2 separate regions of the Mus musculus genome follow, and region 2 is linked to region 1. A link is a contact called in ENCODE POLR2A ChIA-PET data. All regions are on one chromosome and are shown on one strand. The core of a region is the stretch at or near the end of the contact, and the rest is flanking DNA. Distances in the headings are between cores, read along the strand shown. Region 1 holds the start of Grifin (galectin-related inter-fiber protein). Region 2 holds the start of Ttyh3 (tweety family member 3).

Region 1 (5,421 bases), core at 1,938-4,437:
AGCCTCCAACTTTCAATCCTCCTGCCTCAGTGCTGGGATTATAGTTCTGTGCCACCACACCCAGATTGTTGTTGGTTTGGGTACCTTCCCATAACCTAACTCCTGTTCATTCTACAACAGCCACCCGTAGTGCCTCCTCCTCCTGAAAGCCAACCCAGATGGACCTCCATCCCATGCTTCCAAGGGATGTGTTTAGGGTGGGGACTCGGGCAGGCATACTGCTGGCTTCAAACCTTGGCTCTGTGATGGTCTAGCTGTGTGTCTGTGCTCCTACATCCTTTTCCAGAATATGGATCTCAGAACCAATCCCAAAGGCTGTCAGCTTTAGAGATGCCTGTAAACTGGCCAGTAGGTATCTGACAGGGAGCAAGCCTGGGCTACGCGAAGTGACCACTTCTTAAAAGCAGCCTGGGTGTAGTGGCACAGGTCTATAATCTCAGCACTGAGGAGGCTGGGATAAAACTTGAAAGTCGGAGGCAAGCCTGGGCTAAGTAAGGACATTCTTAGAAACACATGAACAGGGGAAAATGGATGAGGGAAAAGGATGACGTGGGGAGGAAGAAGAGAAGTGGAGGAGCCAGGGAAGAGGAGAGGGGGAGGAGAGTTGGCACTCAGCACTGGCCAGGGTCTGGCCAAGATGTCCGCCTACACCGCGCCCCGCCCCCCATCCTGGTGTAGCTCCTCCCCTAAGCTGGGTGGAGACCAGCTCCTGCTTAAGAACCTTCAAAGTCAACAGCTCCAGGCAAAACCGCACATCCGGGTGGAGGTAGGAGGTGCGGGTGCTGCCTAAATGGCAGGTCTGTTAGTCTCAGCCCTGAACCACCTCACCTGGCAGCAGGCCCACCAGACAGCACGGCATAGAGGACTACTGCCCGCCACACCATCGAATCTCACAAAATCCAACCAGGCCAGGGCAGAGGCAGCCAAGGAAGGAGCTGGGTTCCCTGACATTGGTGTGGGGGCAAAGTGCATCTCGGGTCTCTCCTTGGCCCATTCTGTCCCCGGGGCTGTAGCTGCCTGGGTCATTGGGAGTTGTCACAGCCTCCTGCTCCAACCCTACCAGACACAAGTCCCAGCCACTCAGAGGGATGCAAGCACAGGTCTGTGTGACACCATGGGGCAGAGTCCAGTTGTGGGAGCACGTCCAGCCTCCATCAGAATGGCCTGGGGTTCCAACACTTCCCAGCTGTAGAGACTGAGCTGGGTGGTGGGCAGCCGCCAGCTTTCCTACCACACAGACCTCATAAGCCGGAAGGGGGAGGTTGAGGCTCACAGGGGATGGAGACCGTTGGAAGCAGGCATCTTTGACCTCTCTGTCCCTGGCAGCAAAATCTGGGCCTCATGTCTCAACAGGTATGGGGCTCCCCCGCCCCCATCCCCAGGCTCCCAATTCCAAGCTATGGCCTCCAGGCTGCAAGAGCCGGAGAACAAGGTGCCCACGTCGATGTTCCTCTCATCCTAGGAAAGATGGAGGTGGAGTGGGCTGACCCAGTTCCCCTGCTCAGCCACATCTGTCTTGTTTACCTTCCTTCATCAAGGAGACAGGCACTGGGTGTGTGTGTGTGGGGGGGGGGGAGCACTAAGGGGAGGAGGTGACAGAGGTCAGCATTAGCAACTCCAGCACGTGGCTGTGAAGCACAGAAGGCCACTGGCTCAAGGTAGCCAGGGGGTTAGAACCTGTCCACACTCCTGACTTGTGGGCTTTGACCCCAGCCCTGAGTTCTGGTACCAACCAGCACTGTATTGCACATCCAGAGAATTTGAAGATGGACATCTCGTCCCAGCAGCATCCCTACATAGGGGAAAGGAGAAGGGGAAAGCCATGAAGCCGGCCTGCAGTCTCCTAGTGGGCCCTGCGGCCCAGGGCTTTAGTGTGTGTGGTTTTGAGAGACTGTCACAGGGACCTGGGACTTGCCAGGGTCTCCTGACTGGCTGGCTGGAGACCCCAGCACAGACCACTGTGTTCTGTGCCTTGCACAAGTGCTGGGCATCAAACTCAGATCCCCCTACTTGCGCAGCAAGCACTTACTGATGGTACTTCTTCCCCATGGCCCTCCAGGAAGGTGAGCATGTGGGGTCTGCAGACTCTGCACCCAGCCAGGCAGGTCCAGCAGGCTCACCCCAGGGAATCTCTGTTGCTCTGGGCTGCCCCCTGCAGGCTCAGCCAACCCTGCCATGCTAGTGAGCCATCTCTGTGTCCTGCTTGACCTTGGTACCCATAGCTCCCTGCCAGACTGTGTCCATCCGTGCAGCGGTATCTGGGAAGAGGCAAAGCAGGCCAGAGGCTCAGCCCTGCCAGGGCCTGGAGAGAAGAACGGTGGCAGAGGGGACCCACGGGGACAGGAGAAAAGGAGACACGTGCTTGTTACACACTCATCTGCAGGCTTTACCCCCAAGGCTCTGGGCCCCCACCACAGCTACACTGTGACCCAACTTCCCCCTTCAGAGAGTCCCAGAGGCCCCCATAACCGCCCCCACAGACTTGGGCTTCTCTCCTCCATCCTTGAGGTGGCCTCGAGGGCCCCAGTGGATCCTTCTCATTGGCTCAGCCCAAGAGGCAGCCGGCCAGGAGAGGCGTGGGGGTGTGGGAAAGGCCCTCCCCATCTGTAGACTGGACACTGGAATGTGCTGAGCAGAGCCAGGCCTAATCCCCATTCATCCCCTTGAGGCCACTGAGCCACTGCAGCGGGGCAGCCCTGGGATGGAAGGGGACTGGATCAGGGACACATTCCCAGTATGGTAGACAGTTGATGGATGGTCAGACTGAGGTCATAAGGTCAGCCAGGGTTCTATAGGAGGACACACTTTCTTCACTCTTTGAGACCGATGGGGTCAGTGTGAGGCTCTGGAGTATGGGAGTTGGGGGGGGCCCTGGTTACACCCTCCCTACAAAGATGGGTGATGTATCCCCAGATGTGCACAAGACCCTGAATAGTGCTGGTGGCAGAGCTAGGTAGACCTGGGGAAGTATGTTGAAAGGACCAGTGTATTCACTGATGAACCCAGGGCAAGAGCGCTGCCACTAAGCCATGTACCCAGCCCCCTCTCCAGCAGGGTTAGCCTGAGGGGGGAGGAAAAATGGGGCACAGAGGTCCATGTGACCCAGACAAGGCCCCTAGAGGTGGGGCCCCCATGCCCCGCCCCAGCGGGCTCTGCTATATCTCCAGCTGCCTCATCCCCACACCCAGTGGCTGAGGGCAATGACACTGCAGGTGGGTAAGATCCACAGCCCAGGGAGGTTGCAAATGCTGGAGAAGGAAGTGGAGTGGGGGGGTGGGCGCCTGGTGGGGCCACCTACTCCACTATAGAGCTGGGAATGTTTATAGCTTCTCCTCAGCCCCCAAGCAGAGAGGCTGTGGGGGTAAGGTTGGACCACCACACCCAGAGCAACATGGAAGTAGAGGCTTGGGCTTGGTGGGAGCCGGTGTCCCTGAATAAACAGCACACTTGATGGGGAGGAAGGAGGTTGCAGCCCTCTGGGGCTCTGTCCCCTGTGTTTTGCCTTCAGTTCGAAGCCTTCTGTGCAGGGGGTCTGGCCCCTGGCTGGAGCCTGACTGTCCAGGGACATGCAGATGCTGGAGAAGAGAAGTAAGAGCCTCCCTCGCTGGGGTCGGGACCCTCCAGCCACACTCCTGACCCTAATCACACTCTCCACCCATAGGTTCGAGATCAACTTCTTAACAGACGCCGGAGACATCGCCTTCCACGTCAAACCTCGATTCTCCAGCGCCACGGTGGTGGGCAATGCTTTCCAGGGAGGACGGTGGGGGCAGGAGGAGGTGTCCAGCATATTCCCACTGACTCTGGGAGAGCCCTTTGAGGTGATGGGGTCTGTGGGAGGAAGGAGAGGTGGGGTGGGACACCTAGGACCCGTGAAGACAGGGACTGCGGAGGATAAATGCATGGGCTGGTGCACCCTGCTGGGCCGAGTGGCCTCCTTTCACGGAGTTTGTTCACAGGGTGTCTCTCTCTCTCTGGCTACTAACCACCTTCTCTTGGTGAAAAGAGGGATCCCCAGCTAGGAACTCAGGACCAGGTGGTCCACACCATGCTTTGCCAAGTAGCCAGGGTTGTGTTTTATAAAATGCGGCAGGAGGGAGCACCTTGGTGGGCCAGGCCAATGAGCACCTTGGTGGGCCAGGCCAATGTGTCGTCGTCCCCGTCCCCCCCCCCCCCCCCGAGGAATCAGCACCGTGCAACAGGCCTAGTACAAAATGAAGTTTATTGGAGGGAAAGGAAGGCAACGTGGAAAGGGGATAGTGGCAGAGAAAAGGGGGCAGAGAAGGACAGAAAGACAGAGGAGAGAAGACAGAAAGAGGAAGAAAGGTAGAGGCTGGCTGAGAACACGTGGAGAAGAGAGAGAAGAGAGGGAGAGAGGGAGAGACAGAGACAGAGAGACAAAGAGGAGCCAAGCTGAATGAATAGTCCTGGCTCACACTTGGCTGCTGTTGGGTGGAGCCTGGAGAGATTGCTGACAGCCAAGAAGGCTTCTGTGGTTGGGGCCCAGAGACACCCCCCACACACACACACTTTCCCTTCCCCTCAGATGGAGGTGAGTGCAGACGCAGAACACTTCCACATTTATGCCCAGGAACAAAAGGTGCTCCAGTTCCCACATCGGCACCGACCGCTGGCCACCATCACCAGAGTGCGAGTGCTCAGTGAGCATCGGCTGGCCCAGGTGGAGCTGGCCAAGCGGAGCCTGAGCTGGGGGTAAGGTGCCCGCCATGTCCTCACACACTAACCCAGGTGGAATTGGCCAAGTGGAGCCTGAGCTGAGGGTAAGGTGCCCGCCATGTCCTCACACACCATTCGGGATTCCTATCTGCCTGGTCCCTGGTTGGCTAACGTATGTCACCTTCTTCTGGCCTTGCACAGCTGTTTCCCTCCCTCACCCCCCAGTTGTCCACATCTGGTTAGAGCAAGCAGAGCTAAAACCAGAACCTTGGATTCTTGCAGCGATGGGGGCTACTGAGCAGACTGGACCACAGCCTACAAGAGCCAGCCTTGACCATCCTGCATCCCCTTCTACCTGGAGCCACGGGACACACACTACACACGTTATAGATGCTGGGAAGCTGAGGCTCTGTGTGAACCCCGAGCTTTACCTTCAATAAAATATGAGCAGGTTACAGTCTTGGCTGCTGTGGAGGTGGGGCTGTTCTGTGGGGCTGTGACAGCCACAGATGTGCCTGCCAGGAAAAGGGGCTTCCTGAGACCAATGCCCCAGGCGCTGGGCAGTCCCTCCCCTTGTCCCCAAGACCCTGGCTGGAGTCTGAGGCTCTATTTCAAAGGGTACTCACTCACTCTCTGACACTCACATGACCCTATCATGGGGTGAAACACGGTGGACAGGAGACTGTGGTGGGGCTTTCAGTCCCTTTTGGCACAGGGTTCAGTCTGGTCCTGTCTAAGACATCA
Region 2 (5,421 bases), core at 1,264-3,763, 84 kb before region 1:
TTCCTTCCTGCCCTGTGCCCACAGCCACTACTTGGCATTCTCTCTTTTAACTCCCGTTCTCCCGGGAGACAGGCTGCCAATTTCCTGAGGTTCCTCTCTGCGGTAACTCACGGAGCAGCATTAGGGTGGGGACTCAGTTCCACCAGGGACGTGCTATCTGTCCTGTTCGACGCCGTGTATCAGGGAACCTTTTCTCTATTACATTAAAAACATTTTTAGTGTGTGCATTGGTGTTTTGCCTACAAGGATGCTGGTGCGAGGGTGTCAGATTTCCCGGAACTGTAGCTACAGACAGTTGTGAGCTGCCATGTGTGTTCTGGGAATTGACACCGAATCCTCTGGAAGAAGAGTCAGTGCTTACAACTGCTGAGCCATCTCTCCAGCCCTTACAATTAATTTTTTACTCTGTGCACAGCGCACACTTGGTGGTCAGAGGAACAATGTGTGGAGTCTCCCGTGGAGACCATGTGGAGGGTGGGCTTGAACTCAGACCATCAAGCTTGGCTGCAAGACCTTTACCTGCTCAGCCACCCTCCCTGCTTCTTCTACTTTAGACCCTTGTAACTTTTCCTTCAGGAGTTGTCCCCAGGAAAGGGTTTCACTGACCAAACACACGACTAATGAATCAAAATTAGCACATTTCCTGTGTCCCCTTCCTCCTCCACCTCCCTTTTTAGATAAGGTCTTAAAGCTTAGCCCAGGCTGACTTCAGATTTGCAATGTGATGTACCAGGCTTCAAACTTGTGATCAGCTGCCCAGGTGTGTGACTTCATACCTGGCTTTTGCACATCTTTTGGGGGTATGAAATTTGTCCATCATAGTGAGTATGTAATGCACAGGTATTGTAGCCTGATCAGAAGAAAATCTCCATTTTGGTGAGACTTCTGGTGATGGGAGAGGTAACTCCCAGATCTCACATCTATGTGTATGAACCTTGGACATCAGTTACTGTTGTTGGGACTAAGCAAGGATGCAGGGCTCTCTATGGGAGGTGCTGAAGCAGAGGCCAGAAACTTTCCCAGCCTGTGATGACCGTCTCTGATGTTACTGTTCATCTTTGGACTCCTAAAGGCAGAGCTGGGGGCAGAGCTACTCTCGGCTCTACAGGAAATCTAGCCAGGTGCGGGCATCTCACCTGCTGCACTGACTCTGTCTGGCAAGTGCTCATTTGACACTAGGAGGAAAGCTCGGCCTGGGGGTGGGGCGAGGGGGAACAGCCATTGCTGTGTGGCCCTGGAGTAAGAAGCCTAAGAACTTCTTACCTATCGCTGCAGGCTGATTCCCAGCTAGGTAGCTTCCTCCAGCCATCCAGAACATTGAAACCCACAGCTCTGTAAAGGGCCCCTGCCCTCGGGCCAGAGTGCAAGGAAGGAGATGCCTCAGGCAGTTGCATGAACTGAAAGACAGGTCTGTCAGGAAGCCACTGTCCAGCTGAGGAGTGAGGCTACCTAGCCGATGGAGAAGCTGCATGTGTCTAGTTTCTAAGAACATAAGGCCCCAGGGTTGTGAGTGCACAGAGCCAAGTGGATATGTTCGCTCCACCCGGGGAGAAGCAAGAACTGCCCCCCTGCCCCCATGACCTTTCTATAGGCTGTGTCCTGACCAGTAGCCTAGTTTCCAAGATGGGATACAGGGAACTTTCTTTACATCTTCCTTTTGCATCTTTAGAATGATGCAAGCAAGTGAGGTGCGGCGGTTCAGGCCTGTTATCCCAGTACCTGGGAGGCTGAAGCAAGAGGACTGCCAAGTTTGAGGCTAGGCTGAGCAATTTACAGAGATCCCGCGACAGAAAAAGTAAAACAGGGGATTGGGGATTTAGGTCGGTGGTAGAGTGCCTGGCTTGCATGCGTAAGGCCCTGGTTCCATAACTGAAATTAAAGCAGGTGGGTATTCAATCTATCTGCCCATTATCGCCTTACACGCGGCTTTATGGCTTATGCGCCAGGCTTTGTTCTGAGCACTTCACACTCGGTTTATCTCCGCAACGCCTTTTCTCAGACTACAACACTGATACCGAGAGGCTAAGTCATTCGCCCAAGAGCACACAGCTGCAGCTCCCGAATGCAGATCATGTCCATCCTAGAGACAGGTCACTGGTTCCCTGGCAGGTCCTTATGAGGGCTGCGTGGAAACCGGATCAAACCAGAGAGCAAAGGCATGGGTCGGAGAGGATGCTACACGTGAGCTTTGGATTCCAGCCTTCGTGGTCTACAGGGAAGAAATGGCTGAAGAGGTTGAGGGTCCTGCCTAAACCGAGAGGTGTAGGCAAAAAGACCAATGGTAACGCAGGGGGCAGGGCCTATGGGAGAAATGCCAATGGCAGTCCGGAGGCAGAGACTGCCCTGGTATGGGCGGGGTCTGCGTGGTGCCGACCAATAGCATTGTGTGGGGCGGGGCCGAATGTCCGGGAGGGCGGTTGGGGTGGGGCCTGAGGGCGGTGGGCCTATGGCGGTGTGGGGGTGGAGCCTGAAGGCGAGCGGGCGGGTGCGCGGAGGGGGCGGCGGCAGCGGCGGTGAACAAAGAGGCGGCGGGCGCGGGCGGCCGAGCGGAGCCGAGCGCAGCCGAGCCGGGCCGAGCCGGGCCGAGCCGGGCCGGGCCAGGGCCCCTGGAAGCGGGCACGATGAGGGCAGCTGAGCAGGGGTCGGCGGGTCCCTGAGCCCCGTGCATCCGGCAGCGAGGGAAGCCCGGCGCAGCGCCCGTGGCCGCCCGCCCGCCATGGCCGGGGTCAGCTACGCGGCGCCCTGGTGGGTGAGCCTCCTGCACCGGCTGCCGCACTTCGACCTGCGGTGGGAGGCCACCAGCAGCCAATTCCGGCCCGAGGACGCCGACTACCAGCAGGTGACGCGCGCCCCCGGGTGCGGGGTCAGGGGCCCCGGGTCATGGCCCCTCCCAAGGAGCTGGAGCTTCCCCATCCCCTTTCATTCTAGGAGTCGCCTCCCGTTCACTGATAACCTTTCCAGGGATTAATGTCGAACACCCCCTGGAAGGTGTTCAGCCCCTCTGTGTCACCAGGGCCTCCGATCCGGATTGACGGAGCTGCCTCCCTCCCCTGATAGACCCTCTTCTGATCCTATGGGTTCCTGGTAGGCCCGTCTTCATCCTTTGGGCAGTCAGCTTCTCCCCAGCAGAGCCCCCGCTAGCCAAGGCTGGATCCCTGGGTTCAGGCAGGAGGGTATTCCTCGTTCTCTTTCCCCAGCTAGGGAATCCCTTTGCCAGACTGTTGGTGGGTGAGGAGCCTGGGCCATCGCCAGCCTTCTGTGGCTGCTAATGACCCCTTGCTTCACGGTCAGGCTGTGGGATGTACACAGGGTGTCGTGTGGTTGTGGGAAACCAGGGTGCCAGCAGTCTCTCTACCCAGGGTGGAAAATGAGGCCTGGCTGAAGTGGGGTGAGTGGGCCTCCGTCTGGGCTGGGGGCCATGGGGCACTTGGCAGCCCTCTCCCTGCGAAGCCCTAAGTCTGGCGTCCTGCCAAGTCCCAGCACCACCCCCACTACTGAACCACTGTCATTTGAGTGCAGAGCAGGGGGACTAGGGCTGTGGGCTTTTCCTTCCTGCTCCAGATTCCAGAAAAAAAAGAATGATCAGCCCACTTGGTCACTAAGCACCTCACAGTTTCTCTCCGGCGGCTCCTGGGACAGACAGTAGCCTGGGAATCAAGTACTCCTGGGGCTGTGCCAAATATCTCTGCCGCCATCCTCATCTTACTGAAGTTGAGGGTGAGAGAACACAGGACTGTCCCTGCTCCCACTCTCTGCCTACCTGACCCCAGCTCCAGTAGCTGATGGTGTTCCTGAGCAGATTAGAACAGGTGTGAGGGGTAGAGCAAAACCTGAGTCCTGAAAGACAGCAAGGAGATGCACCCGGGACCCAGGACCTCACCTGGGGATTTTGTGGGGAAGACCAGGCCCGGGTGAGGTGGAGGGACACGTGTGGTTTTCTTACTGTGTGATGGTATTGTTATGCTCTTTCTTGAAAGAACTCTATGAGCTATTCTTGGAAAGTTGCCTTCCTAGGGTTTGCCTGATGGTCAGTTTTGATGGTCCACTGGCACACAGGGCAGCCAGGTAGCATTTCCTGAGGTCAGTGGGCTGCCACCTGCTTCTGCTGCAGGAGGAACTTGCTAGTGACAGGGAAAGGGTGAGGATTCAGTCCCTGCAGCTCTTGGGAATCTGAAGGTAGTGAGTGGTTCAGGCCCGGCTCTGTAGGTCTTTAGATCTATGGGCCCGCAGCTCTGTGGCCCCAGTTGAGCCTGGTCCTGCCTGCTTTTGCTGCTCCACTGTGGGAGGCCTCTGACTCACGCTCCCTCCTGCCTCCTCTCCCAGGAGCAGAATTAGCCACTGAATAATTCACGGTGTGGAACCCAGCCTGGCTCCATCCCCCGCCGCCTCCGCTCCCGAAGCCAGGGCTATGGATGTGCATGGTGCCCCTGCCCTCTGAGCTGATGCTGTAGGCAACCGCTCAGGGTCTCTGAGCTTCGTCACTTCATCTTGAAATTGGGACTGATGGTTTTGCAGGGTCGCCTGTGGGGAGAAAGTCAGGAGTCCCCATTCTGGATGGGCGGGTGGATAATGGTTTCTCACAGGCTCCATCCCATCTTCCCTGGTGAGGTATTGCTAACTCCATGTGTAGTTGTGTATACATGCATGTCGGGATGGCTGTCCTGTCCTAGGGTACCCTCTCTGTAATCCACCATACCTGAACTGTGTCCCTCTAGGGAAGAAAGCTGCTGCGTCTCCCAGCCTGGGGATACCAGACTTGTCTTTTGCTCTCTTTTACACTCATGGCCCAATGTCTGGAGCCTGATGGAACCCACAATTAGACTCCCAGTCAGGCCCTGTGTAGAGCTGCCTGTTCTTGCCTCCTTTCACGCAGGGCTATGCAGCTGTCTGTGTTGTACACCCTAAGGCTTAGCCTCAGTCAGGGAGCATTGGGGGAGACCTTTTACCCATACCTCCTGGACCCCACAGCAGGGGTGGGCTGGCTCTTGCAAGGGTATCTCAGACCCTGCTGCTACCTGGACTGGTGAGAAACCAGTCCAGAACCAGTGTATGTATGTAAAACCAGCATGGAGCATCAGCACGCCGTGCAGCTTTTACCCAGGAGATGGTGGGAGGTCGCACACTGTAGTGTTAGAACTGAGTGTCTCCGAGCATGGTCGGTCCCCTCTTAGAAGCCTGTGACAGTGCTGAGTGGAAGGACCACCCGGAGTCACTCACCTGGTGGAAGCTCTTGGCATCTTCATGATGGGAGGGGCTCTTCAGTCTGGTCTGGTTCTATGCTGGTTTCTTACCAGGCAGTCCCCTGGTTAGGCTCCTCCAGAGTTGGGCTGTCCCCAGCAGGCATCTGTGTGGATAGGTGAATTCCTAGCAGTAGACACAAAGGGACCCAGAGGCTCTGGGACCTGACATGGCCCACAGCCA

What was found. ChIA-PET counts read pairs that join two places held with the same protein, here RNA polymerase II (POLR2A).
Region 2: POLR2A ChIA-PET joins it to region 1 with 11 read pairs in Patski. The contact joins the promoter of Ttyh3 here to the promoter of Grifin in region 1. POLR2A ChIA-PET finds 5 or more read pairs at or near these places in 2 of 5 experiments (Patski and embryonic stem cell).

What each region holds. Positions count from the first base shown.
Region 1 is chr5:140,562,833-140,568,253 of GRCm38, reverse strand. Grifin (galectin-related inter-fiber protein) reads left to right here and starts at 3,187. Exons shown (of 5, transcript NM_030022.1): 1 at 3,187-3,212; 2 at 3,509-3,588; 3 at 3,662-3,821; 4 at 4,547-4,713; 5 at 4,960-5,065. The coding sequence starts at 3,201. The coding sequence ends at 4,975. It also overlaps Gm52800.
Region 2 is chr5:140,646,123-140,651,543 of GRCm38, reverse strand. It overlaps Ttyh3 (tweety family member 3), which reads left to right and starts at 2,513. Exons shown (of 14, transcript NM_175274.5): 1 at 2,513-2,839. The coding sequence starts at 2,717.